Linked DNA regions of Homo sapiens: region 1 is linked to region 2. A link is a loop called in an ENCODE intact Hi-C map of the cell type or tissue named here. Cell type or tissue: K562. All regions are shown on one strand. Each heading gives the region's core, and the rest is flanking DNA. Links, peaks and the distances in the headings are about the cores only.

Region 1 (16,424 bases), core at 4,616-12,615, 330 kb before region 2:
AATTATACAAAAAGTTTAGATAGAAGTGTTTACTTCATTTATATTCATCTAATTTAGTTACTTAAAAATTTATTTAGATTATATGTGAAAACTGAGACACAAGAAAATTATTTTTATTTCTCTAAATCATTTTTTCTTAGTAATATTAGTAGTTGGTATATGCAGTTGTTTACCTAAGTAAGATCCTTAAAGTGAAAAATATGCAAAATTTATCTATAACTTAGAAGACACAGCTATTTTATTAAACTAGCAATATTAAATTAATTTTATTTATTGAAAAACTGTATAAAGAATATTTTGTTTTTGGCTGGGTTTGTGGTTTACAACTTTCGTGCCAAATCCTTACACCTTAGTCTACTTAGCAGAGACAAATATAAAATCATCTGTCCAGTAAACCCAGGGGGAAATGTGTGTTAATAATTTTGAATTTTTTGTTTGATTAATAATTAATATTTAGATAAGTGTTGCACAGCACATCTTTATAACATATTCTTGCATAACTAAAACTTTACACCTGTTGACCAGCAACTCCCCATTTCCTCCTCCCCTCAGCTCCTGGCAGCCACCATTCTGCTCTGTGTCTCTGGAATTTGTATATTTGAGCACATTATGACTTCAGACTGAAAATTCAGCAAGACTCAATACCACGTTAAATATAAAATTGCCATAAAGCAGAAAGAGTGGTCTTAGACACTCTCATTACTTGCAGCTTCTTGGGAAATTTTTTGAGATGATGCTCTTCTCTAGGGCTCTGGAGCCTTTGAAGAATGGAAGAGGAGCTCACTGAGACAAATAGGTAGTACAAGAAGGAGGTAACAAGGCTCAGGGCAGAAAAGAGCACAGCAGTTCCCAGGAGGGCAGGAACTGGGAGGGGGCATTACAGATGAGGAGAGGGGTGGTATGGGGGAGCCCCAGCAGGACATGGGACATAATGAGGGCGAGGGAAATCACAAGGCTGAGAATGAATTTGAAATATATTTAGGAAACACAATATATAGGATGAGTAAGTTAAGTAATAAGAAAAAAATATATACCAATATGAACAATGTGTTAAGAAAGCGGACACCAGGGGGATTGATGAATATACTTTCCTGCCCTGGAGTACTCAGGAAAAAAACGGCATACCTTTTTTTGGATAGCAAAATGTTTAATTCAAATATTTTACATTTATCTTTAAGAATTTGTGTTTGAGAATAATTAGCTCTTGCCATTCTACTACTCTGTATGTATGTGGGTTATCATTCTTGTGTCTTTCTTCTGCTTGAATAAATAAAAAGCAAGAACAAAAACCAATTATGCTTAAAATCATCACTTAAAGTAAATAAGTTGTAAAAATTCCACAAATGGCACAGGAGTGAACCTATGCTTCTAATCAGTTGTCTAACTTGTATATCCACAGCTCAGGAGAATTATTTTGTCAATTCTGTGTGTTTTAATGTTTATTATGGTGACAGCTTAATTAAATATTTGCCAATGAATAAAATGAAACATCATGCAATCTCCGTAGTCTACTAAATGTTCACAGTATTGCATCAAATCAAATTATGTATATATATTTATATTAATATATTATATGTAATATAGATTAATTATTGTATATTATATACTTATATAATATGTAAGTGTTATATATTATATACTTATATAATATGTAAGTGTTATATATTATATATTTATTATATATTAATATTAGTATATGATATAATGTAATTAATATATATTATATATATTTATAGATAGATGTTAATTTTGTCATTGTGGCTCCCCACATTCACTTATAATTTCCATAGCACTCAGTACTGGCTAGGCTTGGATGCAGTGAGAAATTGACAGAAATCTTGGTGACTCACAACGAATGTATATTTCTCACTCCTCCACCATTCCCATCTCTGATTGAAATGCTTGGGGCTTCAGTTCACTTCACCTTCATCCCAGGATGCAGGATGGTTGAGAGAATTCTGTGAGAACACTGTGGGTGTTACGTCAGAGATGATAGAACTTGACAAAGCACAGGCTAATCTTACATCTACTGCTCAGAAATTACACCTCTCATTTCTGTTCATCTTATTGGCCAATACTAGTTACATTATCACTCCTCCGTTCTGTAGGAAGAAGGGGCCGAGGTAATACTCCCACAGAGAATAGTGTTCCAGACTGTGAAGAGAACTTGAGTGTTACTATATCCCCATTACAGGTAATGAAGAAACTGGCCTAAGGAAGTGTTAAATAGATTGTCACAGACTGTGCTCTGCAGTAGAACTTTATGCCATGGTGGAGATGCCCTGTGTCTGAACTCTCCAGCATGAGAGCCATGGATGGAGAGCATGAGTCCAGGAGGCAGGTGAAATGAAGCTGGTGTGGCTGAGGAATATTTTTTAAAGTTTATTTAGTTTTAATTAATTAACTTTGAAATATACATATCAACATGCAGTTCATGGGGACTGTACTGGGTGGAGCAAGCCCAAAAACACAAATGGCAGCTGGTAAAATTTGCATCCAGCGCTAGGGCTAAAAAAAGGACTTCACTGACTGCTCAGTTCTGAGGCTGCTCTTGTCTACTGTCGTCTACCCATTCTAAAATGTAAACTCCACACATACGAGGCCTTGTCATAATTTTGTACACCATGCTTGAAAAGCAACCCCTAAGAGGATAAGTAGAGAAGAATGTGTTATGTTTTAGGTGTTTTACCTAAAAATTTGAATTAGCAATTATGCACACAGTTTGGTCAAATGTTTCACTCCACACTCTGGTCAGCAAGAGATGCTGTACATTGGGTAGCAGGTTTTCTGAACTAATGGTGTTCAGAGGATTATTCATCTGTCAACATAACCTTTGGAGTTGTATCCCACACATTTGTTTAAGAGGAAATTTGGAACTATCGAGATATAATGCATGTAGCCTTATATTCAGTGGAATGGGATAAGGAGGGTTCAACACAAAAGGCTGCCCAATACGTGAAACCATGTCCTTTTAATCCAGTGGTTCTCAGACAAGGGTGATTCTGCAGTGCTGTCTCCCTAGGATATTTTGCAATGTCTACATTTTTTGCTTGTTTGTTAGAATTTGGGAATTAGGGTGCTATAGGCATCTGATGTGTGAGTCCCAATAATCTTATAAATGTCCAACCATGAACAGAACAGCCCCCCTCACACAATGAATGACCCAGTGCACAATGTTAAAATGACAATGTTCAGAAGCCATGTTTTAAACTAAATATTCTTCATAAAGTAATTTCACAGGGACCAGAAAAACCATCCATGAAGACAAGAAAGAAAAAGTTGTGTATTTTGGAAAGAAAATAGAGAGACACATAAACAGAAAATTTGAATTCAAACATTCAAACAGGGGACAGGAAAAAGCAACCCATGCTGGTGGGGAGAGGCTGATGGCAGACTCAGGGTGAGGGCGCTCTGGGGAGTTTTCCTGTCACTGCCCAATGGGCCTGCAGCACTGTGAGATTGTAGCTTTCATCATGAGACTGACAGGAGAAGTCAGCCTCATCTCCAATCCGCAGCCCAGAGACGGTCAGGGAGGCAGAGTTGGGGGAGCTGTCCATGGAGCCAGAGAACTGATCAGAACTAGGTAAGTGACATGAATATTTGACATAAGACATGAGAATGGAAAGTAAACAGGAGAGTTGAATTTAAAAGCGTTTTGGAGAGAGAATCCACATGGCTGGTGACCAGTTGGATCACTGGGTAGGGTAGAGAAAAGAGTCCAAATAAATTGGAGGTTTCTCATTTTGTGGACCAGTTGTGCAGGCTGCTCTTAACTTTGGTAGGAGATTTTAAATAGAACCTAATTATGACACATTGGTAAGAGTTTATTTTCCTATTTCAGAAAGGCAAGCACCAGGCAATGAAGCAGGTGCGGCTATGACAGTGAAGCTTTGCCACCTATTATCACAGACACACAGTCACACACGGTGGACTCTGTCCATGTGATGAGTTGTCAGACTGAAATGCAGTGAGGGATCCCCGGCTACCTATGGGGGCCACAGAAGAGACATAAAAACCTTTTTAAGTGAGAAAGTCCTCATTAAATTATTGAAGGTTTTATGCAATTCTTTGTGCAATATATATTTATAAAGAACATACTAACATCAGCTTGGTGCCAAATAACAATGTCATCTGAAGAGCCGGGAGGGAACCCCACACTCTGGTGTGCTCACTTCAGTGGTTCTGTTAGGGATGAGGATGGTGAGCCTGCTTTTAGCTTTCCTGTTTCCCAGGGTTTTCCCCTGGGAGATGGCGTCAACACCACCTGCTACTACTAACACAAGTAGTCAGCCAGCAGGCTCCTCTCTGCTGGCTACTTCACACTTTCCCCTCTAGCCTCTGGCACCTCTTTCCACATATTCCTTCTATTGTCCCTGATTTATCTTGTCAATGACATCAGAAGATAACTCAACAAGCTTTTCTACCCACTCTGAGCTTTTCGAGTGTTGAAGGTGAGGGGCCACAATTTAATCAACTCTAGGTATTCACATTTCCTTTGTTTTATTTTATTTTATTTTATTTTAGGCTGAGCCTCACTCTGTCACCCAGGCCAAAGTGCAATAGTGTGATCTTGGCTCACTGCAACCTCCGCCTCCTGGGTTCAAGTGATTCTCCTCCCTTAGCCTCCTGAGTAGCTGGGACTACAAGCATGCACCACCACACCTGGCTAATTTTTGTATATTTAGTAGAGATGGGGTTTCTCCATGTTGGCCAGGCTGGTGTCGAGCTCCTGACCTCAGGTGATCCGCCCACCTCGGCCTCCCAAAGTGCTGGGATTACAGGGTTGAGCCACCATGCCCGGCCCACATTTCCTTTATATTGCACCTGGCATTCACAATTATGTCCTCTAATCTTTTACCTATTAGATTGCTCTCAAATACTTGTATTTTATTTCATTGATTAATCTTCTCCTTACAGAACAATTTTCCACTTACTATGCTTATAGGATGCATTAGGTATTAACTTCACAGTAAGAATCAGAGTTTCTTAAGAAGTGTAACTTTTCTAATAAAGTATATTTTAATTGTTGGTAAAAGTCTAAAATCTCACATGCCAAATAAACAAATAGGGGTCTCTGCAAAGAGAAAAAGGCCCTTTGATCAATGTGTTTCTATGTTGTGGTTGTATGGGGGTCATCTAAATGATGGGTGAAGATGGGGTTGGGGTTGCTACTCACTTCATTGGAGGAGCGGGCAGAAACCTGCCTCTGCATTGCAGTTGCATAGGACACAGTGCTCTCTCCTGGGTTGTATATTAACAAGTCAATGTCCCTGGAGCCATGTGGGGGGCAAAGATGTGGGGGGCTTTGGTCCGCCATTAGAAATGTGGTGCTGTCACACATGCATTTTTATCTCGATGGAAAACTATCTTTAAACCAGATATTTTCCCCAAAATATCAAAAATCATTTTCAACTACAAGCTAACGCTCCCACTTCATTTGTTCTTTCCAGATACTGCCTGAGGTATGTCAGAGGATAAGGAAAGGGCACAACAAGAGCACACACATGGGATCATTGTCTTGTGTGGGTGTTGGGGGCAAACAGGGACGTGGGGCCCAGGAAGCCTCAACTAAGTGTGAGGAACAAGTCTGGGTCTGTAGAAGGAATAAAGAGAGCTCTGTGACAGAGGGAAAGGGGATTCTAATGAGAGGACAGGCATGGGCCCAGGTCATAAGAAGGTGGGATAAGCTTGAGGTGACCCTGCTGAACACACACTCAAAGGCAGACCACCGGAACCTCTGAGCATTTAGTCCAGCATCTCCAAATAAAAGAGAAGGAAAATCTGGGAAAATAAATATTTCCTTAGTTTACCCTTGCATTCATTTTTACTACTGATTAATGCATGTGTATGTTCATGTAAGTATCTAGCCACAAATATATTCACAACAATGTTTCCTATAAATATTCATTAATACTGCAGATTTAGTTATTTTAACTTATGATATTATTTTTAATAGTTTTGAATAGCACACACTTTGTCACGTGGAAACCAGCCCTTGTCATTTTTGGTTTAGTTTAAACAGTGCTCTATGACGCCCCCGCATACCGAGTGAAGCTAGGGGAGCTCCTGAGTTTTCGTCTCACTTCCCCTGAGGCGCTGTGTGAGCACTGAGGCTGCTGTCCCAGGCTGAGCAGTAATAGGCAGGCTTGTCCTTGGTCTGGAGGCCAGAGATGGTCAGAGATGCCATGTTCCTAACCGGGAGCCAGGGAATCTCTCTGAGATCCCTGAGAGTTGGCTGTTTTTCCTGTTGATCAGGTGTTTGGGGGCATGGCCCTGGTGCTGCTGCGGCCAGACAGCTCCATCTTTGCCAACATTGTTGCTGTCCCCAGTGCAGGTGAGTGTGGTTGTCTATCCCAAGCCCTTGGATACAGAGAGCTGCTGAGTCTGCCCTGCCTGGGCCACAGACACTGCAGGGGGACAGAGAGGGCCATGAGAGCAGGTTTACAACCCAGTGAGCCAGAGAGTGAGGGGGTATGGAGCAGAGCTGGGTGTGGATCCCCCGACATAAGGTTCTTTCTCACCTGAATAGTGAGGGTGGAGATGGAGGAGAGGAGCCCAGAGCATAGTGCAGATTTCCAGCTTCCTGGAGCACTGCTTTGGAAACTGAGCTCCTCTAAGTACCTTTGTATCTCCCAAAAACGTCGTAAGGTAGAGTCACTGTATTCACATAAGACCTTGCTATGTGTCTCTTACTTGTCCACCCTGATCTGGGTACTCACAGGTCAGAAGGAGAAAAGATAAAGAGGAGATGAGCTGACCCAGTGGGTGGAGGTGGCCTGGCTCATTATGACTCTGGGTCGGGGCAGGTCAGTGTTGCATCCCAAACCTAGTCCAGTGAGCTGATGGCTGAACTCCCTTGGAGGCCCTGAGTGGTTTTCATTTGGGCAGGATCATCTCAGTGATGATCCTCACTGTCCTCAGACCCAAAATATTTCCTGCCTCTCTGCCACATCCGGGCATTTCAATGAGAGGAGCATCGGTTGTCCTGATCCTCTTTTCTGAAGCTGTTCATGAGGTTGGAGAGGAATCCAGGGTAGCTGGGAATTCTAAACAAAGCACTCATCAGGCTTAGCGATGCCCTTCTTACTAACAAAACGTTTGTCTTTCAGCTGTATCACCACATACATTGTGATTTCACTTAAGTCATCTATTAATATTCATTTTCTGTTTTAATTTTTTTATGAAAGCAATGCTCACAGGGTTGAATCGCATTCATTTTATTGGCACTCATATCTTCAGCTACTGAAATAACTCTCTATTGTTTTAAATTATCTTTTAACCTTCGTATGTGTTTCCATCTTTTTCAGAGGCTCTTACATAAGTGTATATAATGTGCTTCCAGTCTAACTTTCAAATAGCTCATGGTATAAACTTAAAAAAAATTATAGTGCATGTTCATATTTTAAAATAATTTATTTCTTTAGCTCTTGGCTTTTTAATTTTATTTATATATTTATTGCCTTTGAAACTCATAATAATACTTTTATTTTATTACTTCCAACTAGTTAGCATTCCATCAGCTAACTGCAGGTTATAAATTCCCCTTGTGTTTGACAACTAGCTTGTTTTTTATACTTTTCCCCTAGTAAGGACCTTCTCATAAACATTTCCTTGTGTCTCTGTACAGAGTGGACTTGGTGCAAGACAGATGCTCACCCTCTTAAGGTATCTTCGTGCTGAGGGACTTTGCTCAAAATAGCTGAATTTGTTTTTACAACCTGCTGTGAGTGAGAGTTTGGGATTCCCCACATCCTCACTGGCATCTTTTTTTTTTATTTAAATTTGCAATATCATTTAACAGCTTTCCACCCTCAGTGGCTTCATGTCTTACTCAGAAGTATGCCCACAGGAATCAAAGGTCACTCAAATCCCACATTATCTACCTCTTCTCTCTCTTTTATCTTTCTGGCCCAGGCTCTAACACTCTAAACTTTCTTTTCTTGGTTTCTCTACAAAAGGGCTTCTCACTCCCTTCTTGCTCTTTTCTTACTCTCTTTGCTTTTTGCAAGGCCTGGAAAGCTCCCCATGCACAGACATGCTTGGCTCATTCCACAATTTCTACTTGAAGATCTTATTCCCTTCTCTTTGTCTCTGGTGGAATTTAACATATTTTGATGTCACATTTATCTGCTCTCATTTTGAGACCCGTGAATGGCTTGTTTGTGTCCTTTGAACATTTTTACTGGGTTTCCTTTTTTTCTGTCTTCGCTCATTTCAAAGTTGTCTTCTGGATGCAAACAGCAATACTTTGTCCTTGCCAATGTCTTTCCACTCTTGCATATCCTTCTCTCTTTTTACCAACTGTGGTCCTCTTTGGGAAAAAAAAAGCTTCAAATAATTGCAACCAAATACTTCAAATTTTCTTTTATGAATTGACTTTTGGGTTTATTTAAGAAGTACTTTCTCATATGAAATAAAAATAATATTTCTATTTTTCCAAACTAAAGTTTTTAAACTTTTTCTTTTCTAAATTATATTTTAAATCTGTTTGGATTTTTTAATAAAAGTATGAATTAGGTACTCTACTTAATTTTATGAACAGAGTTAGCCATATTTCCAAGGTCACATAAAAAATCATCAGTCCTATCTACTCTAATTTTTAAGAGAATTATGTAAATGTCAAGATCTCAATCATGCATGATTTTAGCTAATATTGCTTGGTCAAATAACTCAATATCTGGTATCACTTCCATTACAAATTTTTGGTAAATAATCTTAGGTAATTTTTATCTCAATTTTCAATTTGAGTTTTAAAATAAGTTAAGCAGTTTCCTAAAATATTACTGAAATTTTAATTACACTTATATTAATTTGATGGATTAATCCTAGGACACTGCCATCTTTACAATACTGATTTATACAATCCATGACATAGTATAACTCTTATAGTGTATTGGTATTTTGTATTTTTTAACATTGTTTATTATTTTCTCCTATTAACCCCTTATACATTCATTGTCACATCATTTAAATACATTTTTATAATTTTTAGTTAATATGCATTATCTGTGTTGTACTTTTTAGAATAAAAAAGAAAAGTTCAGCAGCAAGGCCTCTATTCCATGACCATAATCCCATAGTGCTGCTTTTGTTGGGGCTTCAGGAGTCAGTAGTGAAAGGGAGAGTGACAGATGAGAAAATAGAATTAGTTAAATCTGAGTTCCTTTTCCAGTCGCTAGAGACACATGTGAGACCCAAGGATGCTGTGCCAGCTCAAGGGTGGTCTCCATGTCTTTCTTGCTTTCTGATGTGGCTGGAATTAGCCTCCCTCCATCCACACCATTATCTTTCTGAACAGGTTCTGCAACTCCAGGGACAGGACATGTATTACCCAAACCAGTCTGACAGTTCACCCCAGTCACCACGATGGTGTCAGGGGACATGGTGTGACTGATCTGGTCAAGTTGTCCTGAAGGCCAGAATTCCTGATCAGTGGGTCAGGGATGGCAGGTCTCGATCATTCTGGGGGGATTGTGTGCAAATTGAAATCCTGGGACTGAGGAGGTAATTTGCTCCCATGTGAGCATTCATCCAGGGGCAAGAAACGGTCATGAAGAAAGAATATCTCAAAGAAGTCTAAGAGGGAGATTCCTCTCTTGCCATCTTGAATGAAAAAGTCTCTTTGATACCTTTGACAAAGGCTAACAGGCAGTTTGATATTTCCGTTGGAGTAATGAGCTCAGGGCCTCCCCCAGCCCCCTTGCCCATGAAGGCTCCTTCTGCAGCGTGACTCAATACCATCCTGTCCATGTCCTAAGGCCAGCCTTGAGCCCTCTCCCCTCACCCAGGCTTCAGTCCCTCCTCCCCACAAACATATGCTGGGTATAAACAGTCTCCCCCAGTGACCCTAGTTGGACCCACAGCCATCATGCTTCCCACCTCCTTGTCCATCTTGTCTGAGGCATCTGGACTTTTCTTCACAAACTTAGCTCAGATCCTCTGTCTTCCTTGTCCAACCCTCTGATGGCTCCTCTACCACCATTACTGAGCTCTCCTCTCCTCTCCTCACTAAGTGATGACATCTTATTGTATTGATATTATTACTCAATTGTCTCATCTCTTCCACCAGATGGTGTCTGGTCCATGAGGACAGGGACACTTCCTGTCTTGTCCACCCTGTTTCTTGAGCCCCTAGACCTAAGGCTGGCACATAGTAGGTGCTAATTGAATGGTGTGGATGGACAGACGTCTGGCAGTTGAGGCTCTTTGGTCAGACACAGTGGGTGCTGTGTTCCTGGTCCTGTCCTGATCCATGATGGACTTGGTTCCCAGGGAAGCCTGACCCTGGTATTGAGGAATTGATATGGCTTGGCTCTGTGTCCCCACCCAAATCTCATGCTGAGGAGGGGCTGGTAGGAGGTGATTGGATCGTGGGGGCAGATTTCTTTCTTGCTGTTCTTAAGATTCACTATCATGAGTGAGTTCTTGTGAGTTCTGGTTGTTTAAAAGTGCGTAGTATTTCCCCTTCTCTCTCTCTCCTGCTCTGCCATATCAAGATGTACTTGCTCCCCTCGTCCTTCCTCCATGATTGTAAGTTTCCTGAGGCCTCCAATTCATGCTTCCTGTACAGCCTGCAGAACTGTGAGTCAATTAAAGACTGTGAGCCTTTCTTCATAAATTACCCTGTCTCAGGTAGTTCTTTATAGCAATGTGAGAATGGACTAATATAGATATTTATTTCAATATATGACAGTATGACAATTTATTATTGCCAAGGGTTGGATATGGGGGTAGAATTGAGAGAGGACTGGGAAACATTATTTAGACCATGTTTGCTTCAGTGCTTCTCATACTCCACATTTTGTCCACCAAAAAAAATCACAGTTAAGCACTTATTTGGTGAATGGGTTGGGGGCTGCACAGGGAAACTCTGTCACTGGAAAGACAGCATATCTTTGTCTTCCTTCCCCGGTGGCCTACAGTTCTGTGTGAGCATTAATGCTTGTGTGCCAAGATAAAGAAAAATAGTCAGCCTTATCCCCAGACTGGAGCCCAGAAATGCTCAGCGAAGCCTGTGAACCAGGACAGAACCCTGAAGGCCAATGGCTGTTTTCACAAATGAGGAGCTATGGAGCCATTCCTGGGAGCTGCTAGTACTCATTAACATGAAAACCACCCCCAGTGCTGGTGGCACTTCCAGTGCAGGAGATAGTGACCCTCTATCTTGGGGCCCCTGCCACTGATGGAGGTTGAGTCAGCACAGACTTGGCCCAGGACCCTGGAAGTGGAAGAGACACAGAAGTGGTGATACTGTTCTAGAGACAAGATGAGAAAGCAGAGTCCCTTGGGCTTCCCAGGGCTCCTCCCCTGGGCCTGTGTCTAGTCACCTGTACAGTGAGTGAGGAGTATGAGGAGGAGAGGGGACCAGTCCATGGTGGAGATTGGCCTGATTCCTGCCTTCTGTGCCTACAGCTACCGCAGAGCTTCTCCCAATCTTTCTCCCTCTCTTTATACTCTTTGAGGAAAAAAATCCACCTATGCAAGTGACAACCTCTCAGCTTTTTGATCCCACTCTGTGTTTGGGTCAGGATCAGGGCCCTGTGCCTTTGGGGATCAGGGGAATGAGCAGGAGTGGAGCTGTGTTGTCCCAGGGGTTTGGAAGTTCACAGCTGTGAGGACTTAGCAGAGGGCAGGAGTCAGAATAGGTGGATGATGCCAGCTCTGAGCACACACACACCCTTCAGGAATGGACCCCAAACACTCTCTGTTGTCCAGCCCCAGACACACTACTGGCTGATATGCTAACCATTCAAGTTTAATACCATCATGGAAGTAAAATAAATTGTAAGATTTATTTTTCAGAAACACAGTAGTCTAGGTAATTTTTGTAAAGATAATATATATTGCAACAAAATAATTGAAGCTCTCTGAGTCCAATTTCAAATATGATAGAGATCTCAAGTATGACACTGAAGGAGAAAATATAATTGACTAATATCCTATGGCTCTTGGTGTTTATTTATGTGAGGCAGAATGCAGTGGAGAAACCCTGTGAGCAGTCTGTGCAGTGACTCAGTCTGATAAGAGAGCAGAATCCACTGAATACATGTTGTCCCTTCATTCTGTGCCTCCCATAATGCATTGTGCCACACCAGCCTATTGTGACTCTCAGCGGGGACTCATGAATTCAATACCATGTCTTCTGTCTGCATTGGGTGAAAAACCTGTAGGTTTGTCTGTAGAGTGGGACACTGGATCATTGGATTTCACAGCCAGGCAGGGGAGCTGGACTAAGTTATTCTTACTGTCTCTCAATCAACACACTTCAGTCTCCTCAGATTCTGGTTTTTCGTGTTTGTTTGTTTTGGTATTGAGATAGGATTACTTTTATCTTACACTCATGAGATTGAAAAAATAACAAACATTATTTGTTTAAAATGTAAATTATTTTCACTGTCTCCAGCTAGGGTACTGTCAGGCTAGATAATACACCATTTTTTTGTTGAAAGAAAGTAAGGAAGGCCTTCTGTCCTGCATTGTTCCATCACCACTAACATCATTGTGAAGAGGTCACCAGGGGACAATGTGAAACTTCTGAGGTCAGCAAGGCCTGAAGCAAACTCAAATGGTTCCTATTTCAACAAAGTTGGACTCTTGCTTACAGGCCTGTGCACATGGTGGAGCAGGTGCTTCCTCCCCAGGGGCAAACTCAGAACTCACAGCCACCCTACACCTCCCCTTTAGAGAGGAGCTGTTCTCTGGGATGAAGACTCAGAAATGTATGCCTATGATGGTGGTAAAAAGAATCAGGTTTGAATAATGGACCAGACAAGCACTGACATTTTACCAAAAAATTTGAGGGAGATAAAAAGAACATTGCGGTGTCCAGCCTCAGTTTGAAGACCCAGGGGTTCCTGCAACATCCACACCATGGCCTGGACTCCTCCCTTCCTCCTACTCTTCCCTCTTCTCTCACACAGCTCAGGTTCATGGAGATCTGGGTGGGGCTGGGCAGATGAGGGACCAGAAGGCCACTCGAGAGGGGGTGTTCTAGGCTGACCAGTCTCTAAAGGAAGAAGGTGCATCACCAAGTACATGTGCCCCTTGAGCCTCAGTGGGCTCATCTAGAAAATGGGTTTTTCTCTCAGCAGAGCCCATCTAGATGGGTGGGGGCTCAGTGGGGTGAAACCTCACCCCTGGATCGCAAAAAAGGGCAACATGGAGAGAGGCGCCTGAGAGATGCCAGAACCAACTCTGACCATCTGGCCCTCAACTCATCGCCTTGTAGATGCTGCCTGTTGGCCAGGCCTGGTTAATTGTTTTCCTTCTTCTCTGCCTTGAATAAACAGGGATTCCCAAGGCTGAGCAGAGCCTCACAAACAGGATGAGGCTACTAATGTACCTTCCCTGCCCATGGGTGCTCTCCCTGTTAGGTTCCCCTTCAGCTCTCAGGCTGAGGGCAGAGACAAGAGCAGGTTCACAGCTGACTCTTCCAGTTCAGCCCCATCCTGAGTCCAGTACAATGTGGCCAGTGTGGTGAGAGGCAGTTCTTCAATTGTCAAATAGTTATTGAGTGCCTACCTTCTCCTGGGCACAGAGTTTAGTGTTGGGAATGCCATGATGATATAGACAGCCTCATTCCTGCTTCATGCTGACCCTAATGGGAGCACAAGGATGGGAGGCCACAGGGGACCTCCCTTCCTCCCTTCTGCCACTGGGGGTAAGGAGGCCAGAGAAGCCTCTGCCGCACTCAGGGTTCTGATGCAGGATGACCTGGTGGGATCATAGAGGAGGAGGGAACAGGGTGTGACATGAGAACTGAGGAAGCATCAGCATGTCCTTAGGCTTCCTGGGATTCAGGTGAAGATGTAGAGAAATTCACAAAGTAGATATGGAGGGAGAAACACAGAGCTGAATAACAGAATCCAGGAGAAGAGAATTCCCAGGAATACAGGGATTGTGATTCAGAAAGAGAGACCCTGGCAGGGCAAGTGCCTCAGAAATCCAGTAACATGCGATGTGGTTCCCTCAGGCCAGGAGCTTACTTACTGGCAGGGCCTGATCTGTTAGGGCTACTGGAAAGGAAAGCAGGAGAAGCCATGTGTCAGCAGGCGGAAGCGTGCAGAAAGGTGAGAACACGGGCAGAAGGAGAGTAGATTTCACTTGAGGAGAGCCTGGAGAGGAGGTGTGAGATGGGAATGTCCAAAATCTTTGCTAGATATTTTATATAAATTGGATCCTGTCACTTTGTAGATTTTTTCTTACAGGAGAAGATAAATTCAGAGCTTAGAGAGTTCTACTATTGTTGTTTAGGACAGTGTTTCTCTAACACAGGAAATTATCCTCACAGGTCCTGCCCTCGTGGAATAGAAACTCTGTGTGTTTTAAAATGTTCTTTAAAATTATTCACCATTTTACTGGTCTTTTCAGAAATATGAGTCGATTAAAATTTTTGACATGTTCATCTTACATTTTTGAAAGTAATGTATAATCTTTTTATTATAATCATACTCTAACCCTTTTGAGGTTATTCATTGAGAAAACCAAGAAAATTTACTACCTTGTATTTACACTGTTGTTTCTAAGGAGTGAACTCTTGAATCTCTGGAATTTATTTTCTTGGATCATGGAGTAGTTCCTATGAGGAATTAAAACTTTTTCCTTGTTCACCTGTATTTTTCTAGAAGATATCTCTCCTCTGTTCCTTTCTTTGTGACAATGGGCTATTGATAAATGCTTTTCTTTTTTATTCCTGAAGGAGGTAAAATAGATAAATGTTTTGGCATCATTAGCTAGTTAGTGGAAAATAAGCCATAAGAGGGAATAAGAACTTAAAAGAAGGTGCAGAATTTGGGGAAAGAAGTGGCTGTAGGCCTGAAGACATAACTTGATCTTATTGGATAGAGACAAAATATTCTAGAGAGACACTGAGAAGGAGAGTCTAAAGTTTCAGGGCAAAAAAAGGAGAATTCAATTAGAGCTTTAATAGCTAGATTGGTGTCCTGAAAGGACAGAGACAGTGCTGAATTAAACAGGCTGACACTGATCCCAGACCACTGGGACAAGGGCCCCATGAAAAGTAGACTCTCAGCAATGACACAGATGTCCCGGAAAGCAGTAGCTTTGGGAGGTGAGCAGAAGGAGGCCCCACTTGGAAGTGTGTGGGCACTGGGAAAGGTGCAGGTGCTGGACCCTCAGGCTGCTTCTCACCTGAGGGAGGGACAGGTGCACAGGTGGTGGGCAGTGGCCACTCCTGTGGCTTCCTGGCCTCCTTGCCTTTCTTACCCACTCTGGGACAAGGAGGCCATCATGGGGATGTGTATCTGCTTCCTCCCTCTCCTGAGACTACCTGTATCTCAGGTCAGTGCCTGCATGGCAATAGTGTGTCTGTCTAAAATTGGTCTGTGGGAAGAATGTCAGCAACATCAGGGAGCTTGAGCTGTAACTTTGTGAGCCAGAAATCGCCTGGCTTGTGATCCTGTCCAGGTCCCAGCATCTACAGGACAAAACCCAACATGAACTAAGGATGGGAGTGGATGACAGAGTGATGCACATTGTGGGATCACGTAGGCAAACCTCCTTTTTTTCCTGTTGTCTGGACCCAAAGTCTCCCAGCCATGAGATGAGCATGTGACTGACCCCAGCTGCAACTACAGGCATCTGCATTCTGCTGTCCAAACCGATCAGACAACCCACTGGTCAACATGATGGTGTCAGGGGAGATGGTGTGAGTGATCTGATCTAGTATTCTCAAAGGCAAAAATTCCTGGTGGGTTGGTCAGAGTGCATTCCCTCATTCTGGAGCATTTGTGTGTGAATGTGATACCTGAGACTGAGCAGTATCTTGTTTGCGCATGGGAATTTAGCCTAGGGACAGGACAGGACATGGAGAAGAGACATCTCAAATAAAACTCATAGTGGGATTCCCCCCTTGCCATTTGGAGAGAAAAGCGTCCTGTGACAACTTTGAAAGAGGCTGGGAGGCTGTTGTCTGAGTTTCCATCATGGTGATTAGCTCAGGGCCTCCCCCAGCCTCATTGCTCATGGAGGCCCCCTCAGCAGGGGTTTCGCATCCACTCCCTCCACTTTCCAAGGCTATTCCTGAGCCCTCTCTCCTCACCCAGGCTTCAGTCCCTCCTCTTACAAACACAGGCTAGACCTGACCTTTCTCTCCAATGACCCCAACTGGCCCCGTGGCCTTCATGCTTGCTGTCTCCTTGTTCATCTTCTTTGAGGCATCTGGACTTTTCTTCATAAACTTGAGTCAGATCCTGTGTCTTCCTTGCCCAACCTTCTGATGGCTCCTCTACCCCCAACTGAGCTCTCCTCACTGTGTGATGACATCATATTGTCGCATTGACATTTTTACTTGATTGCCTTATCTGTTCCACCACTCAGTGTCAGCTCCATGAGGACAGGGCCCCTTCCTCTCTTGTTCATCATGTACCTTGAATCCCTGGATCTGAGGCTGGTGCATAGTAGCT
Region 2 (16,096 bases), core at 8,097-16,096:
CTGGGCTCAAGTGATCCTCCTGCCCTGGCTTCCAAAAGTGCTGGGATGACAGGCGTGAGCTGCTGCACCCGGCCGCAGTAGTGATGTTTCAACCCCCATTTACTTTTGCTGTCTCCGTGTGAGGATTCCCCTGATACATATTCATTCCCTAGATATTTAAGTGCCTTTCAGGGGCCAGGACACTAGTCAGTGATTTTTTTTCTACCATCTAGATTTAATAAAACCACCCAAGTGACTTTAAAATTTTATCATTTTAGGCTGGGCACAGTGGCTCACACCTGTAATCCCAGCACTTTGGGAGGCCGAGGCAGGCGGATAATGAGGTCAGGAGATCGAGACCAGCCGAGGCAAGATAGTGAGACCCTGTCTCTACCAAAGAATACAAAAAATACAAAAAATTAGCCGGGTGTGGTGGCGGGTGCCTGTAGTCCCAGCTACTTGGGAGGCTGAGGCAGGAGAATGGCATGAACCCGGGAGATGGAGCTTGCATTGAGCCGAGATTGCACCACTGCACTCCAGCCTGGGCGACAGAGTGAGACTCCGTCTCAAAAAAAAAAAAAAAAATTACCATTTTAGGGCCAGGTATGGTGGCTCATGCCTGTAATCCCAACACTTTGTGAGGCTGAGGCAGGTGGGTCACTTGAGGTCAGGAGGTCGAGACCAGCCTGGACAACATGGTGAAAGCCCATCTTTACTAAAAAAATATAAAATTAGCCGGGCATGATGGCACATGCCTGTAATCCCAGCTACTTGGGAGGCTGAGGCAGGAGAATCACTTGAACCCGGGAGGCAGAGGTTGCAGTGAGCCGAGATTGCACCATTGCACTCGAGCCTGGGCGGAAAGAGCGAAAGTCCATTTCAAAAAAAAAAAAGAAAGAAAAAGTAAAATAAAATTTTATTTTCTTAGGCTGGTGCAATGGTTCATGCCTCTAATCCCAGCACTTTGGGAGGCCAAGGTGGGTGGATGGCCCGAGCCAGGAGTTTGAGACCAGTCTGGGCAACATAGTGAAACCTTGTCTCTACAAAAAATACAGAAATGAACCAAGTGTGGTGGCGCACACCTGTCATCCCAGCTACTTGGGAGGCTGAGGTACAAGAATCACTTGAACCCGGAAGGCAGAGGTTGCAGTGAGCTGAGATTATGCCACTGCACTCCAGCCTGGGCAACAGAGTGAGACCCTGTCTCAAAACAAAAACAAAAAAAAAAAAAAAGAAAAAAATTTTTTAATGAACTATTTTTTTCCCCCCAGGATGAGGTCTTGCTTTGTTACCCATGCTGGAGTGCAGTGGTGCGATCATGGCTCACAGCAACCTCCATCTCCCGAGTTCAAGCTATTCTCCTGCCTCAGCCTCCTGAGTAGCTGGGATTGCAGGTGCCCGCCACCACGCATGGCTAATTTTAGTATTTTTAGTAGAGATGGGGTTTCACCACGTTGGCCAGGCCGGTCTCAAACTCCTGACCTCATGATTTGCCTGCCTTGGCCTCCCAAAGTGCTGAGATTATAGGTGTGAGCCACCATGCCCAGCCTTAATGAACTATTTCATAATTACAAAATACTAAATTATTTAAGCAGAGTGTGATGAGGTTTGAAGGAGGTACACGGAGCCTGTGCCTGTGGAATGTTCCTGAGGTCAAGAGGAACTGCTGCTGTGCTGTCCCTGGAGTGGGACTGGGGCTCTGGGATGGGAGACTCACTTTTCACTCAATGGAAGATCCTTTTGCCATCTCAAGACATACATGGTACGTACAGATGAGAAATGAAGATTAATAAAATGGACATGTGTATACCCAACAGCAGCTTAAAAAATAAAATCCCAGGCCAGGCGTGGTGGCTCACACCTGTAATCCCAGCACTTTGGGAGGCCAAGGCGGGTGGATCACCTGAGGTCAGGAGTTGGAGACCAGCCTGGCCAACATGGTGAAACCCTGTCTCTACTAAAAATACAAAAAATCAGCTGGGCGTGATGACGTGCACCTGTAGACCCAGCTACTCAGGAGGCTTAGGCAGGAGAATCGTTTGAACCTGGGAGGCAGAGGTTGCAGTGAGTCCAGCCTGGGGAACAGAATGAGACTCCGTCTCAAAAAAAAAAAAATTAATTAAAATAAAATAAAATTCCAGCTAGGCACAGTGGCTCACACCTGTAATCCTAGCACTTTGGGAGGCTGAGGTGGTGGATCACCTGAGGTCAGGAGTTTGAGACCAACCTGGCTAACATGGCAAAACCCTGTCTCTCCTAAAAATGCAAAAATTAGCTGAATGTAATGGCCTGCACCTGTAATCCCAGCTACTCTGGAGGCTGAGGCAGGAGAATGGCTTGAACCCAGGAGGCAGAGACTGCAGTGAACCGAGATCGCGCCACTGCACTCCAGCCTGGATGACAGAGTGAGTGAGACTCTGTTTCAAAAAATATTAACTAAAATCCCCCACCAGGTGCAGTGTGCACTTCTGTAGTCCCAGCTACTTGGGAGGTTGAGGCAGGAGAATCGCTTGAACACAGGAGGCAGAGGCTGCAGTGAGCCGAGATCACGCCACTGCACTCCAGCCTGGATGACAGAGTGAGACTCTGTCTCAAAAAAACAATTAATTAAATAAAATCCCCTGCCAGGCGCACCACTCACTGCTGTAGTCCCAGCAACTCGGGAGGCTGAGGTGGGGAGATCGCTTGAACCCAGGAGTTCTGGGCTGTAATGTGCTATGCAGTTCAGTTGTCCACACTAAGTTAGGCATCAATATGGTGACCTCCCAGGAGCAGGGGACCACCAGGTTGCCTAAAGAGGGGTGAACAGGCCTAAGTTGAAAACAAAGCAGGTCAAAACTCCCATGTTGATCAGTAGTGGCATCGTGCCTGTAAATAGCCACTGCACTCCAGCCTGGGCAGCATATTTAAAAAAAAATTAATTAAAAAAAAATAATCCCCCAGAAGTCGTTGCCACCCCTTCCTGCCCAGGGTCCTCACTTCCTGTGCTCTTACTCCTAACACAGGTGTCCTTTGTGGAAGGACAAGCGATGTGCACCAGTGTTGGCCCCAGAGGTTACGGACTGTGGGGTGGGGGCTTGCGTTTTCTCCCAAAAGATGATCTGCAGTTAGGCATTCATGGCATTTAGAAATTCAAAATAAACAAAACCCTTGGCAAATGGCCACTTGTTTTGTTTTTTTTTTGCCCCCGAGACAGAGTCTCACTCTGTTGCCTAGGCTGGAATGCAGTGGCACGATGTCGGCTCACTGCAATCTCCGTCTCCCAGGTTCGAGTGATTCTCCTGGCTCAGCCCCCTGAAGTAGCTGGGATTACAGGCATGCACCACCATGCCTGGCTATTTTTTTGTATTTTTAGTAGAGACAGGTGTTTTTTGGTTTTGGGGTTTTTTTGAGAACGAGTCTCACTCTGTTGCCCAGGCTGGAGTGCAGTGGCGTGATCTCGGCTTACTGCAACCTCCATCTCCAGGGTTCAAGCATTTCTTCTGCCTCAGCCTCCCAAGTAGCTGGGACTACAGGCACGTGCCACCACATCTGGCTAATTTTGTATTTTTAGTAGAGATGGGGTTTCACCATATTGGCCAGGCTGGTCTTGAACTCCTGACCTTGTGATCTGCCTGCCTTGGCCTCCGAAAGTGCTGGGATTACAAGCATGAGCCACCGCGCTGGCCAAATGGCCACTTTTTGAAGTGCTTTCCCTGTATGTGTATACCATGTTCTCTTTATGGACTACTATTTAGCCTTAAAAAAAGACAAGGGAATTCTGTAGTAGGCAACAACATGGATGTACCTTGAAGACATTATGTGCTCAGTGAAATAAGCCAGGTATGGACAAACACTGCATGATTCTGCTTACATGAGGTATCTAGAGAAGTCAAATTCATGGAATCAAACATCAGGATGGTAGCTGCCAGGGGCTTGGTGGAGGAGGAAATGGGAATTTATTAATCCACAGGCATAAAGTTTCAGGTAAGGAAGATGAACGAGCCCTAGAGATCTGCTGTCCATTGTACCGAGAGTCTACAATGTTCTGTCCACTTAAAATGTGTTCAGGACAAACAGCAATTAAAGAAAAAAAAATGTTGGGCCGGGCACAGTGGCTCAGGCCTGTAATCCCAGCCCTTTGGAAGGCCAAAGCAGGTGGATCACTTGAGGTCAGGAGTTGGAGACCGGCCTAGCCAACATGGCGAAACCTCTTCTCTACTAAAAATATAAAAATTAGCCAGTCATGGTGATGTGCACCTGTAATCCAAACTACTCAGGAGGCTGAGGCAGGAGAATCGCTTGAACCCAGGAGGTGGAGGTTGCAGTGAGCCAAGATCACGCCACTGTACTCCAGCCTGAGTGACAGAACGAGACTCTGTCTCAAAAAAAAAAAAAAAAGAAAAAAAGGCTGGGCATGGTGGCTCACTGCTGTAATCTCAGCACTTTGGGAGGCTGCGGCGGGCAGATCACGAGGTCAGGAGATTTAGACCATCCTGGCTAACATGGTGAAACCTCATCTCTACTAAAAATACACACAAAAAAAATTAGCCGGGCGTGGTGGCACACGCCTGTAATCCCAGCTACTCAGGAGGCTGAGGCTTGAACCCAGGAGGCGGAGGTTGCACTGAGCTGAGATTGTGCCACTGCACTCCAGCCTGGGCAACAGTGCGAGACTCTGTCCTCCCCTCCCCCCCCCAAAAAACCCAAAATGTTGGCCAGGTACAGTGGCTCACACCTGTAATCCCAGCACTTTGGGAGGCTGAGGCAGACAGATCACTTGAGGCCAGGAGTTTGAGACCAGCCTGGCCAACATGGTGAAACACCATCTCTACTAAAAATACAAAAAAATTAGCTGGGTGTGGTGGTGTGCACCTGTAGTCCCAGCTACTCTGGTGGCTGAGGCAGGAGAATTGCTTGAACCCAGAAGGCAGGGTTTGCAGTAAGCTGAGATCACACCACTGCACTCCAGTCTGAGTGACAGAGCAAGACTCTCAAAAAAAAAAAAAAAAACAAAATCGGCCAGGCATGGTGGCTCATGCCTATAATCCCAGCACTTTGGGAAGCCGTGGTGGGTGGGAGGCCAAGGCGGGTGGATCATGTGAGGTCAGGAGTTTGAGACCAGCCTGGCCAACATGGTGAAGCCCCATCTCTACTAAAAATACAAAATTAGCTGGGCATGGTGGTGCATGCCTGTAGGCCCAGCTACTCAGGAGGCTGAGGCAGGAAAATTGCTTGAACCCAGGAGGTGGAGGCTGCAGTGAGTCGAAATCATGCCATTGCACTCCAGCCTGGGTGACAGAGTGAGACTGTCTCAAAAAATCGCAGTCAGGTGTGGTGGCTGATGCCTGTAATCCCAGCACTTTGGGAGGCTGGGGCGGTTAGATCACTTGAACCCAGGCGTTTGAGACCAGCTTGGGTAACAAAGTGAGACCCCATCTCTACAACAAAAAAATTAGCCAGGCGTGGTGGCATGGGCCTGTAGTGTCAGCTACTTGGGAGGCTGAGCTGGGAGGATTGCTTGAGCCCAGGAGGTCAAGGCTGCAGTGAGCTGTGTGACCATGCCACTGCACTCCGGCCTCGGCAACAGACTGAGACCTTGTCTCACACACAAAAAAGTGATACTGCTTTTTTTTTTTTTTTTTTTTTGATACAGAGTCTCGCTCTGTCACCCAGGCTAGAGTGCATTGGTGCTATGTCAGTTCACTGCAACCTCTGCCTCCCAGGTTCAAGTGATTCTCCTGCCTCAGCCTCCCAAGTAGCTGGGATTACAGGCACTCACCACCACGCCTGGCTAATTTTTTTTTTTTTTTTTGAGATGGAGTCTCGCTCTGTCACCCACGCTGGAGTGCAGTGGTGCGATCTTGGCTCCCTGCAACCTCCGCCCCCCAGGTTCAAACGATTCTCCCACCTCAGCCTCCTGAGTAGCTGGGATTACAGGTGCGCTGTAATTTTTGTATTTTTAGTAGAGACGGGTTTCACCATCTTGGCCAGGCTGGTCTTGAACTCCTGACCTCATGATCCACCCGCCTGGGCCTCCCAAAGTGCTGGGATTCCAGGCGTGAGCCACCGCGTCCGGCCGCCTGGCTAATTTTTGTATTTTCAATAGAGACGGGGTTTCGCCATGTTGTCCAGACTGGTCTCGAGCTCCTGACCTCAAGTGATCCTCCTGCCTCACCCTCCCAAAGTGTTGGGATTACAGGCATAAGTCACCGCCCCTGGCTGATACTACTTATTTTAAAATGATGAACAAAGTGAAGGGCAGTTTCTGTAGCTCTCTACTTGAGTCACTTGGAGCAGGGATTCTGAACGCTAGAGACCTGAATACCCAGTTTGTGAATAAGTTTCCTGTCTCTCTCTTAGCTGCTTCACTTCATATTCTTAGTATCTTTGTTAAAGGGAAGTCCAGGGAAAGAAGAGAGAAATGAAAGTTTATTAATTTAAGTCTCATTTTAGTAACAAGAAACTTAGTTGAAAATATCACAGAGATTGAACATGAGTTCAGTAAGAAGTGAAGTCAGAACGCTTCCTTCCATGAACTGGTGCAACATGCATGGATTTGAATGAGCTACTGACAAGTTGTCACATGACATCCTCGTGCACCGTGTGGGACATGTGGACAGGAGAGCAGAGGTGGAAGTGGTGCTGGGCTCCTGGAGGGTGGTGGCCGAGCTGATACCTGTCCCCATGACCTCCCCAGGGCATGTCAGCAAGTTTCATGGAAGAGATGCCAGATGGAAGAGATGGCAGGGTTCAGATTCATGAAGGGCCCAGTAGTTCAGGGCAATAGATAAGATCTAATAAAATGTACTGTGTTAACGCTAAATGTGAGGTCTTCTTGATTCTAAGAAACCCAAGAGAAAATTTCAGGATTGGCACAAGATGACTTAATAGCAGCTAGTAAGAAAAAGAGTTTAAGGTTTGGGGAAATCACCCATCAGGAATATCCAATATAGGCAGACTTTTTCAGAAATTCTTTAACATAATATTGGAGAAAGAAATGGACTTCATTTAGAAGATGGTGTGTGTGTGTGTGTGTGTGTATTTACACGTGTATACCTTTGTACAGAAATTTCCTCCACAAAATTCCTGCTAGATGAAGTCATCTCTGTTGATAAATGTGATGAACTGTTGATTTTGTTAATGAAATCGGATTCAGCTTGGTTTCTCTTCTCCTGCAGATGTGCTTGGTCCAGCAGTATTCCCCTGGGAACTGTTCTCCAGGCGCTGCAGAGCTCCTCTGTGCTGTCTGTATCCACCTGTGGTCTGTTTCCGGGCTCTCTTTCATGTCACATTGACCTGTTTTTGTATCTTATGCCAGTCTTTTTTCTTTTATTTATTTATTTATATTATTATTTTTTTTTGATGGAGCCTCGCTCTGTTGCCCAGGCTGGAGTGCAGTGGTGCGATCTCAGCTCACTGCAAGCTCCACCTCCTGAGTTCACGCCATTCTCCTGCCTCAGCCTCCCAAGTAGCTGGGACTACAGGTGCCCACCACCACGCCCCACTAATTTTTTTTGTATTTTTAGTAGAGATGGGGTTTCATTGTGTTAGCCAGGATGGTCTCCATCTCCTGACCTCATGATCCACCCGCCTTGGCCTCCCAAAGTGCTGGGATTACAGGCATGAGCCACTGCACCCAGACTCAGACTCTTTGTTGTTGTTGTTGTTGTTTTGTTTTTGTTTTTTTTTTTTTTTGAGACAGAGTCTCACTCATTACCTAGGCTAAGTCCAGTGGCACAATCTCTGCTCATTGCAGCCTCGACCCCTTGGGCTCAAGCAATCCTCCCACTTCAGCCTCCCTAGTAGCTGGGACCACAGACACGTGACGCCACACTTGGCTAATTGAAAAACACTTTTTTTGCGTAGAGACAGGGTCTCACTGTTGCACAGGCTGGTCTCAAACTCCTGGGCTCAAGCAATCCTCCTGCCTTGGCCTCCCAAAGTGCTGGGATGACAAGTGTGAGCCACTATGTCCAGCCTTTGCCCCACTTCTTGAAAGATATTTTCACTGAATGTAAAATCTGAGATATCAGTTATTATCTTTCAGAATCATAATTGTCCCTTTCTCTGCTGCCTTTTGGGCTCTTGTTTTACCTGGGAGCTTGTTCTGTTGAACAGGTCATTTTTCCTTCCTCTGGACACTTTTAAGACTTTTTTCCCCTTTATCTTTGGTGTTTTGCAGTTTCATTATTTGTCTAGCTGTGGCTTTATTTTTATTTATCCTGCTTTAGGACTGTTGGGCTTTTTAAGTCTGTGGATTAGTAGCTTTTCCTTAATTCTGGAGAATCCACAATCATCAATTATTCACAAAGCGCCTCTACCCCATTTTCTTCTTGCCTCAACCTTCTGAAATCCAAATAAATGTCATCTCTCCCTGCTTCACATCTCTTAGTTTAAGACTCATATTTCCACCTTCCTCACTGTTTTTTTGTTTTTTTTTTTTTTTTGAGACGGACTATTGCTCTGTTACCCAAGGCTGGAGTGCAGTGGCGCAATCTCAGCTCACTGCAACCTCCGCCTCCCGGGTTCAAGCAACTCTCCTGCCTCAGCCTCCTGAGTAGCTGAGACTACAGGCAGACACCACCACGCCCGGCTAATTTTTGTATTTTTAGTAGAGACGGGGTTTCACCGTGTTGGCCAGGCTGGTCTCGAACTCCTGACCTTGTGATCCGCCCCCCGCCCCCCCAGCCCCGGCCTCCCAAAGTGCTGGGATTACAGGCGTGAGCCAGCGCGCCCGGCCTCTCGCTCTTCTTTATTCAGCATAATTTATTCTGACGTATCTTCAGTGTAGGTATTCTCTTTTTATTCTCCTATTCCTGTTAAACCCATTGGGCTGAATGCTGTTTATTTCTAGAATGTCTACACCTGTTTTTCTGCAAGGTCATTTTTTTTCTCGTTTGCTGTTGGTTACATATACTCTCAAGCTCATCGGTTCCCTCCGTGAGTACAGGTAAGTGGAGGAGCCTCATGGTCTGCCTCAGGTCTTTGAGATGTTGAGTCTCTGGATCTGGTCCTGCTGCTGGCCTTTTCTGTCCTTGCTCATGGGGCATTGTTTCTGTGAATGTGTGGTTACTTTTGACTGCATTACTCATTGTCCTGGAAAAATGACTTTGTGGGAATTTTTCAGATCTAGGATAAAGATGCTTCCTCCAAACTAGGTTTACGCTTCCTTCTGCCAGGTACCTCAGGGCGCTGTCAGCCTAAAGCCAATTTAAACTAAATCCATCAACTGTGAGCTTTTGGAATCTTCTCACTGGTGTGAATTTGGGCCATAAGTCCTGTGAGGGCTGTCCTATGATCACTGCTCTGTGGGGTGGGGACCAGCCTTAGAGTTCTCATCGGAAGCCCGGGGTGGCTGGATGGGGGCAGATGTTTTCAGGGCAAGAGCGGCTTGGCTCGCCTCTCTGGTTTCTGGTTTCCCCAGATGGTGCCTGGCGGCTCCTCACTGTCTTGTCAGCCCCTGGATGCCTTTAAGAAAACATCCTTTTATTTTGTCAGCATTTTTGGTACTTCTCAGTGGGAGGGCTGGTCCAAGTATTTGGCTTATCATAGTTTTACAAAAAGTTGGTTTCTATGAAATCTTAAGTCACCTCTTTTTTAAAAATGTAACTTTTAGTCTGGGCGCGGTGGCTCACTCCTGTAATCCCAGCACTCTGGGAAGCCGGGGCAGGCAGATCACTTGAGGCCAGGAATTTGAGACCAGCCTGGACAACATGGTGAAACCCCATCTCTACTAAAAATACAAAAATTAGTCAGGTGTAGGGCCAGGCGCAGTGGCTCACGCCTGTAATCCCAGCACTTTGGGAGGCCAAGGCAGGTGGATCAACTCAGGTTGGGAGTTTGAGACCAGCCTGACCAACATGGAGAAACCCCGTCTTTACTAAAAATACAAAATTAGCTGGGTGTGGTGGCGCATGCCTGTAATCCCAGTGCTCGTGAGGCTGAGACAGGAGAATCACTTGAACCCGGGAGGTGGAGGTTGTGGTGAGCCAAGATCGTGCCATTGCACTCCAGCCTGGGCAATAAGAGCGAAACTCTGTCTCAAAAAAAAAAAAAAAAAAAGAAAAGAAAAAGAAAAATTAGGTGTGGTGGCACGTGCCAGTAGTCCCAGCTACTCAGGAGGCTGAGGCAGGAGAATCACTTGAACCCGGGAGGCGGAGGTTGCAGTGAGCGCAGATGGTGCCATCGCACTCCAGCCTGGGCGACAGAGATTCCATCTCAAAAAAATAAAAAAAATAAAAAATCTACCTTTTATGTTTTTTATTTGAACTATACATAGTAAGCAGCGTGGGGTTTTTTTGTTTGTTTGTTTGTTGTTGTTGTTTTTTCTTGAGATGGAGTCTCACTCTGTCTCCAGGCTGGAGTGCAGTGGTGCAATCTCGGCTCACTGCAGCCTCCGCCTCCCGGGTTCAAGTGATTCTCCTGCTTCAGCCTCCCGAGTAGCTGGTACTACAGGCGCACGCCACCACGCCCAGCTAATATTTGTATTTTTAATAGAGACGGGGTTTTCACCATGTTGGCCAGGATGGTCTCGAACTCCTGACCTGGCGATCTGCCCGCCTCAGCCTCCCAAAGTGCTGGGATTACAGATGTGAGCCACCACACCCAGCCTTAATAGTTTTTTTGTCTAGTTACACTTTTTCTTTTAGAGAACTTGAAACCCATTAATGCACATGTACATACATAATCCACACATATATGTATATGTATGTGTGTGTGTGTATATGGCATATCCATTTATCCACATACTATACATACATGCCTTACACTATAGTTTCCTGAAGCTTACATCACAGGCACAGTCATGTCCACATTCCAGTAATGCTTATCATTCCACGACCGATATGGCTTAATGTATGCTTTAGTTTTCAGAATATATCACTTACTCCTACGAATCAGTAAGGAAAGGACCAGCAGCTAATAGAAAATGTGACAAAGATTTGAAAAGGAGGAATCATAAAAGGTGCCCACCTGTATGGTCAGGTTGAAGCAAATTAAAGCCACAATGAGATGCTGCTGCCTTATACCTGCCAGGCAGCAGAAGTGTTAAAATTTGACCATATCAAGTTGGCGGGATAAAGATCAGCAGGGACTCATGTTCGCTGCTGGCAGGATGACCTTGTCACCGGCACTTGGGAGGTGCTGCTGTGTGCACGGGCATCTGCTCCTGGGATTGTTCCAACGAAACACCTGCCTGTGCGGCTCAGGAGAGGTGACAGCGACAGCAGCACCATTTAGTAGCCAGCCTGGGAGCCGATACACATCCACACCCCGTCAGTGGCTGCATGCAGTGTATCTGACGGGACACCAGGTGAAGGGGGCCCAGCTGCACATGGGGACAGAGGCAGACTTGGCTGCACGTCAGCAGAGAAGTCTCACAGCATCGTCGGTGTCAAGTTCAAAACACGGAACACGCAGCAGTGTGGCTCAGGGCCACACACGGGGCACAGCCATCAGGACAAGCAAAGACCAAGAAGCACCAAGTCCAAGTTAGGCAGCATCTCAGGCCGGGGCACCAAGGAAGGGCACAGCAGCGCCGTGGTGACCGGGTCCCAGTACCATCCTGGGTGGCCGCCACCGGCCGTTTGTGTCTTCCGTTCACACGATTACAAACGCTGCGTTCTGCCCACACACATCTTCAGTCCCAGATGTGAGAAGGTGACCCTCTAATGCAGGCGTGCCTGCGCAGGTGGGGGGCAGACGCCGTCCTGGGTGTCATCCCATGGAAGGGCACAGGACAGGCTGCTGCCGGAGCAGAGGTCACATGGGGTGGGGGGCGGTGGGGGGTGCATCTCAGGAGGAGCAGGTGTGAGGACACTGCTGGCGCTTGGCTCTTCTTCCCAGCCCCGTGCTCTCGAATTTGGGGAAACCCTTGCTCTTCTGTTTGGCCTGAAAGAAAATCCGGTGTGCCTGACTCTCTGCAGGCCCCTTGTCACAGGCCAGGCTGGGGTGGTGCCACCAGGAAAACTTGGCGCACGTCCTGTTGCTGATGATGGCAGCATCAGTCATGGACTTAACCTTCTTTTGTTAATGAGACCTTAGAAATGTAAAAATGATACACTCTTCTTTAAAATAATTGTAGTCAGTACACATAACTCTTACCATCTTAACCATTTCTAAGTGTACAGTTCAGTGACATTAAATATATTCACATTTTTGTACAGCCATCGCCACCCTCCAACCTCCAGAATTCTTCATGTTGCAAAACTGAAACACTGCACCCATGAAGCGGGGACTCCCCTGCCCCTGGCAGCTCTTTCTGTCTCTGAGTCCCACTACTCTAAGTACCTCATACAATATTTGTCCTTTGTGACTGGCTTACTTCACTGAGCATAGTGTCCTCAGGGTTCCTCCATGCTGTAGCTGTGACAGGAGCCCCCTCCTGTTAAAGGCTGGATAACATTCCACTGTATGCAGACGCCACATTTTGATCATGAGAATGCCCGTTTGTGGAGGGACACACTGTTGCTTCCCCCTCGTGGCTGTTGTGGATAATGTCGCTGTGAGCATGGGTGTGCAGACATGGCTTTGAGACCCTGTTTTCAGTTCTCGTGGATTTATACCCAGCAGTGGAATTGCTGGAGCCCATGGTAATTCTATATTTCGTTTTTTGAGGAATTACCATACTGTTTCCCATAGTGCCTCCAGCATTTTACATTTTTACCCTCAATGCACAAGGCTCCAATTCCTCCACATCCTCACCAACGCTTATTTTCCGTGTGTGCGCGTTGATAGTAGCCGTCCTAGAGGGTGTGTGGTGGTGTCTCAACGTGGTCCTTGTCTGCCTCCCTCAGGATCAGTGACATGGAGCACCTTTTCACGTGCTTGTGGGCCATCTGTATATCTTCTTCGGAGAAATGTTTATATAAGTCCTTTGTCCATTTTTAATCAGATTGGGGTTGTTTTGTTGAGTTGTAGGAGTTTCTTAAATATATTCTAATAACTATATAGAATATAGATATATAGGTCCTTTGTCCATTTTTTAATCAGATTGTGTTTCTTTTTGCTGAGTTTTTTTTAACATATTCTAACAACTAGAATATATAGAGAATATAGATACATAGGTCCTTTATCCATTTTCCTTTTTTTTTTTTTTTTGAGATGTAGTCTCACTCTGTCGCCCAGGCTGGAGTGCAGTGATATGGTCTCGGCTCACTGCAACCGCTGCCTCCTGGGTTCAAGCAATTCTGCTGCCTCGGCCTCCCAAGTAGCTGGGACTACAAGCACCCGCCACCACGCCCGGCTAATTTTTTGTATTTTTAGTAGAGACGGGGTTTCGCCATGTTGACTAGGGTGGTCTCGATCTCCTGACCTAGTGATCCACCTTCTTCGGCCTCCCATAATGCTGGGATTACAGGCGTGAGCCACCACGCCGGGCCCATACCCGGCCCTTTATCCATTTTTTAACCTGTTTGTTTGATTTGCTGAGTTGTAGTTGTTTTTTTTTTTTTTTTTTACATATTCCAATAACTAGGATATATAGAGAATATGGATATATAGAGAATATGTATAGAGAGAATATAGAATATATGTATTCTAGATATTAACACCTTATCAGGTATATGATTTAAAAATATTTTCCCTCATTCTCTGGGTTGCCTCTGTTGATAGTATCCTTTGAAGCACAAAAGTTTTTATTTATTTATTTAGAGACAGGGTTTCACTCTGTTGCTCAGGCTGGAGTGCAGTTGGACGATCTCAGCTCACTTGAGCCTCAACTTCCCAGGCTCAAGCCATCCTCCCACCTCAGCTATCCCAAGTAGCTGGGACCACAGGCACAGGGACCACACCCAGCTAATTTTGTGTATTTTTAGTTGAGATGAGGTATTGCTTTGTTGCCCAGGCTGGTTTTGAGTTCCTGGGCTCAAGTGGTCCACCCACCTCAGCCTCCCAAAGTGCTGGGACCACAGGCGTGAGCACTGCACCGAGCCAGAAGTTTTGAATTTTTACGAAGTCTAATGTGTCTGTTTTTCTTTTGCTGCCCATGCTTTTGGTATCGTATCCAAGAGATGATTGCCACATCCAATGTCATGAAGCTTTTCCCCTGTGTTTCCTTCTAAGAGTTTTATAGTCTTAGCTCTCACATTTAGGTCTTTTATTTTGAGTTAATTTGTATACGGTGTTAGGTAAGAGTCCAACTTTATATTTTTGCAGGTGGATATCCAGTTGTTGTGACACCATTTGTTGAAAGACTGTCCTTTCCCCATTGAATGGTCTTGACACCCTGTTGAAGATCATGTGACCATACATAAGGGTTTATTTCAGGACTGGAATTTCTTAAAGATTAAATAATACTGGATCCATCACTCACATTCCTCAATGTCCTGGTGCTCTGCGTGGTGAATTCCCGGATTCGGGGTGGGGTGCATCCAGCCCTGCCACCGGGCCCACTCACCGGGCGTCTTGGTTCTGCCTCTCCTTTCATGTTTCCAAAGCCAAACCTGGTATAAGAAGAATTTGAATCAATGTTTTTCTCAAATTATTTGCATGTAAAAGGAGTTCATTTTTTCACTTCCAACTAAATGTAAAGTGGTTAAGCAGTGGCATGGTGTCAGTGTTCATTTTGTCTACAATTGATACTAAAGAGTTGGATCTTGGTCAGGCGCAGTGGTGCTTGTAATCCCAGCACTTTGGGAGGCCAGGCTTGGTGGCGTGTTCCTGTAATCCCAGCTACTCAGAGGCTGAGGTAGAAGAATCGCTTGAACCCAGGAGGAGGAGGTTGCAGCGAGCTGAGATTGCGCCACTGCACTCCAGCCTGGGCAACAGAGTGAGACTCCATCTCAAAAAAAAAAAAAAATTCTAGTCCTGCCACCCCCCCACCCCGCGTGTTGCTTCACAACACATGAATCCCATATGTACCTGCTTCACACGCATGTTCTCTCTGTAACCCACCACTTTGTCTGATTGGTTGGCAGGTTACGTTTTTCTCTCGTCCCAGCTGTGTGGACAGTGCCACACGCCCTCCTGGACAACGACGGCTCTTGCGTGCATTTTCCAGTGTTGCTTTTGTCAGAGAGGCCAGCAGAGCCACGGTTCTTCCAGAACCAGCCCTGAGCTGAGTGAGGAGTGCCCAGGAGAGATGGTGAAAATGACAAAGTCCAAAACTTTCCAAGCGTATCTGCCGAACTGTCACCGAACGTACAGCTGTATCCACTGCAGAGCACACCTGGCCAATCATGACGAGCTCATCTCCAAGGCAAGTGGCTTATGCCAAAAAATTGATGGCACAATGATTATCTGTCATTGTGGTACCTACATAGTGGAAGAATATTTAAGCATCACATGACTTCCTGAGTCTGCTGTGTCCTGAACGTCTAGAGCCTTCTAGGCAGCATTGGTGAGCGTTTTGTGCATGGTTAAGTGTGGCTGTGCCACGATCTCAGATGTGATCCTGGCATGGTGGGCGGTTTTCCAGGGCCAGGCAGCTGGCACTCCCAGGGATTACGAGGGGCAAGGTGAATCACTTGTTACTCACAGCAGAAAGCCAGAGAGGACTGAATGAGCAAAAGAAGTCTAGAAAAATCTGTGGAAATGGTTTAATAATAAGGGTATTAAGACATTTTAAAAACTCAGCATGGTTAAGAAGGAAAGGGGTTGCTCAGAAAAATGCCCCAGAGGGTGTGGCTGCGTTTGTCGGTTGTGTAGGAGCCCTGGGTGAAGCTCTGGCTGGTCTCTGTGCATAGAACCCATGAGCAGCCTTGAAGATGTAAACAAGATCCCCTGGCCCCTCCTTACTGTGCTGAGCTCCTCATTAGCAGTGTGTGGCGTTGATCATCAACCAGTTGTGAACATTTAAACAGGCCAAACATCATGGAGGAGCTGATGCTCAGTCGGAATGACAGTGTTCTCCACCCATCCTCAGGTCATGACATCCCCCCAGCCTCAGGTCATGAACTCCCCGCATCCTCATACGTCATGACCACCGATCCTCAGGTCATGACCTCCCACATCCTCACAGGTCATGACCTCCCCCATGCTCAATTCATGACTTGCACCCATCCTCACGGATCATTACCTCCACTCATCCTTATAGGTCATGACCTCCCCCCATCCTCACAGGCCATGACCTCCCCCCATCCTCAGGTCATGACGTCTCCCCATCTTCACAGGTCACGACCACTTTGGGAACAAAGTT

The links. Peaks named below come from ENCODE experiments on the same cell type or tissue, not always from the same donor. Only the 100,000 strongest peaks of a DNase experiment are listed, where the experiment ranks them.
Region 1: it touches region 2 in a loop (3-fold over the local background); 2 of 110 quality-filtered maps call a loop at or near these places.

The regions. Positions count from the first base shown.
Region 1 is chr22:22,033,592-22,050,015 of GRCh38, reverse strand. It overlaps the pseudogene PRAMENP, IGL and the pseudogene IGLV10-67. Among named protein-coding and RNA genes, the nearest start is that of TOP3B, 59 kb to the right of the region's middle. RefSeq lists an enhancer at 12,557-12,706. In K562, for the core only: no CTCF peak of the experiment used is centred there; DNase peaks (open chromatin) are centred at 6,089, 6,915, 7,885 and 12,045; H3K27me3 peaks cover 2,872 bases.
Region 2 is chr22:21,709,689-21,725,784 of GRCh38, reverse strand. It overlaps YPEL1 (yippee like 1), which reads left to right. Exons shown (of 5, transcript NM_013313.5): 2 at 14,877-15,157. The coding sequence starts at 15,041. It also overlaps the pseudogene RN7SL280P. Among named protein-coding and RNA genes, the nearest start is that of YPEL1, 18 kb to the left of the region's middle. RefSeq lists silencers at 1,904-2,134, 11,758-11,916 and enhancers at 12,125-12,174, 14,543-15,742. In K562, for the core only: CTCF peaks have their summits at 12,404 (motif pointing left), 12,744 and 13,781; DNase peaks (open chromatin) are centred at 11,271, 11,703, 12,444 and 12,724; H3K4me3 peaks cover 344 bases; H3K27me3 peaks cover 5,959 bases.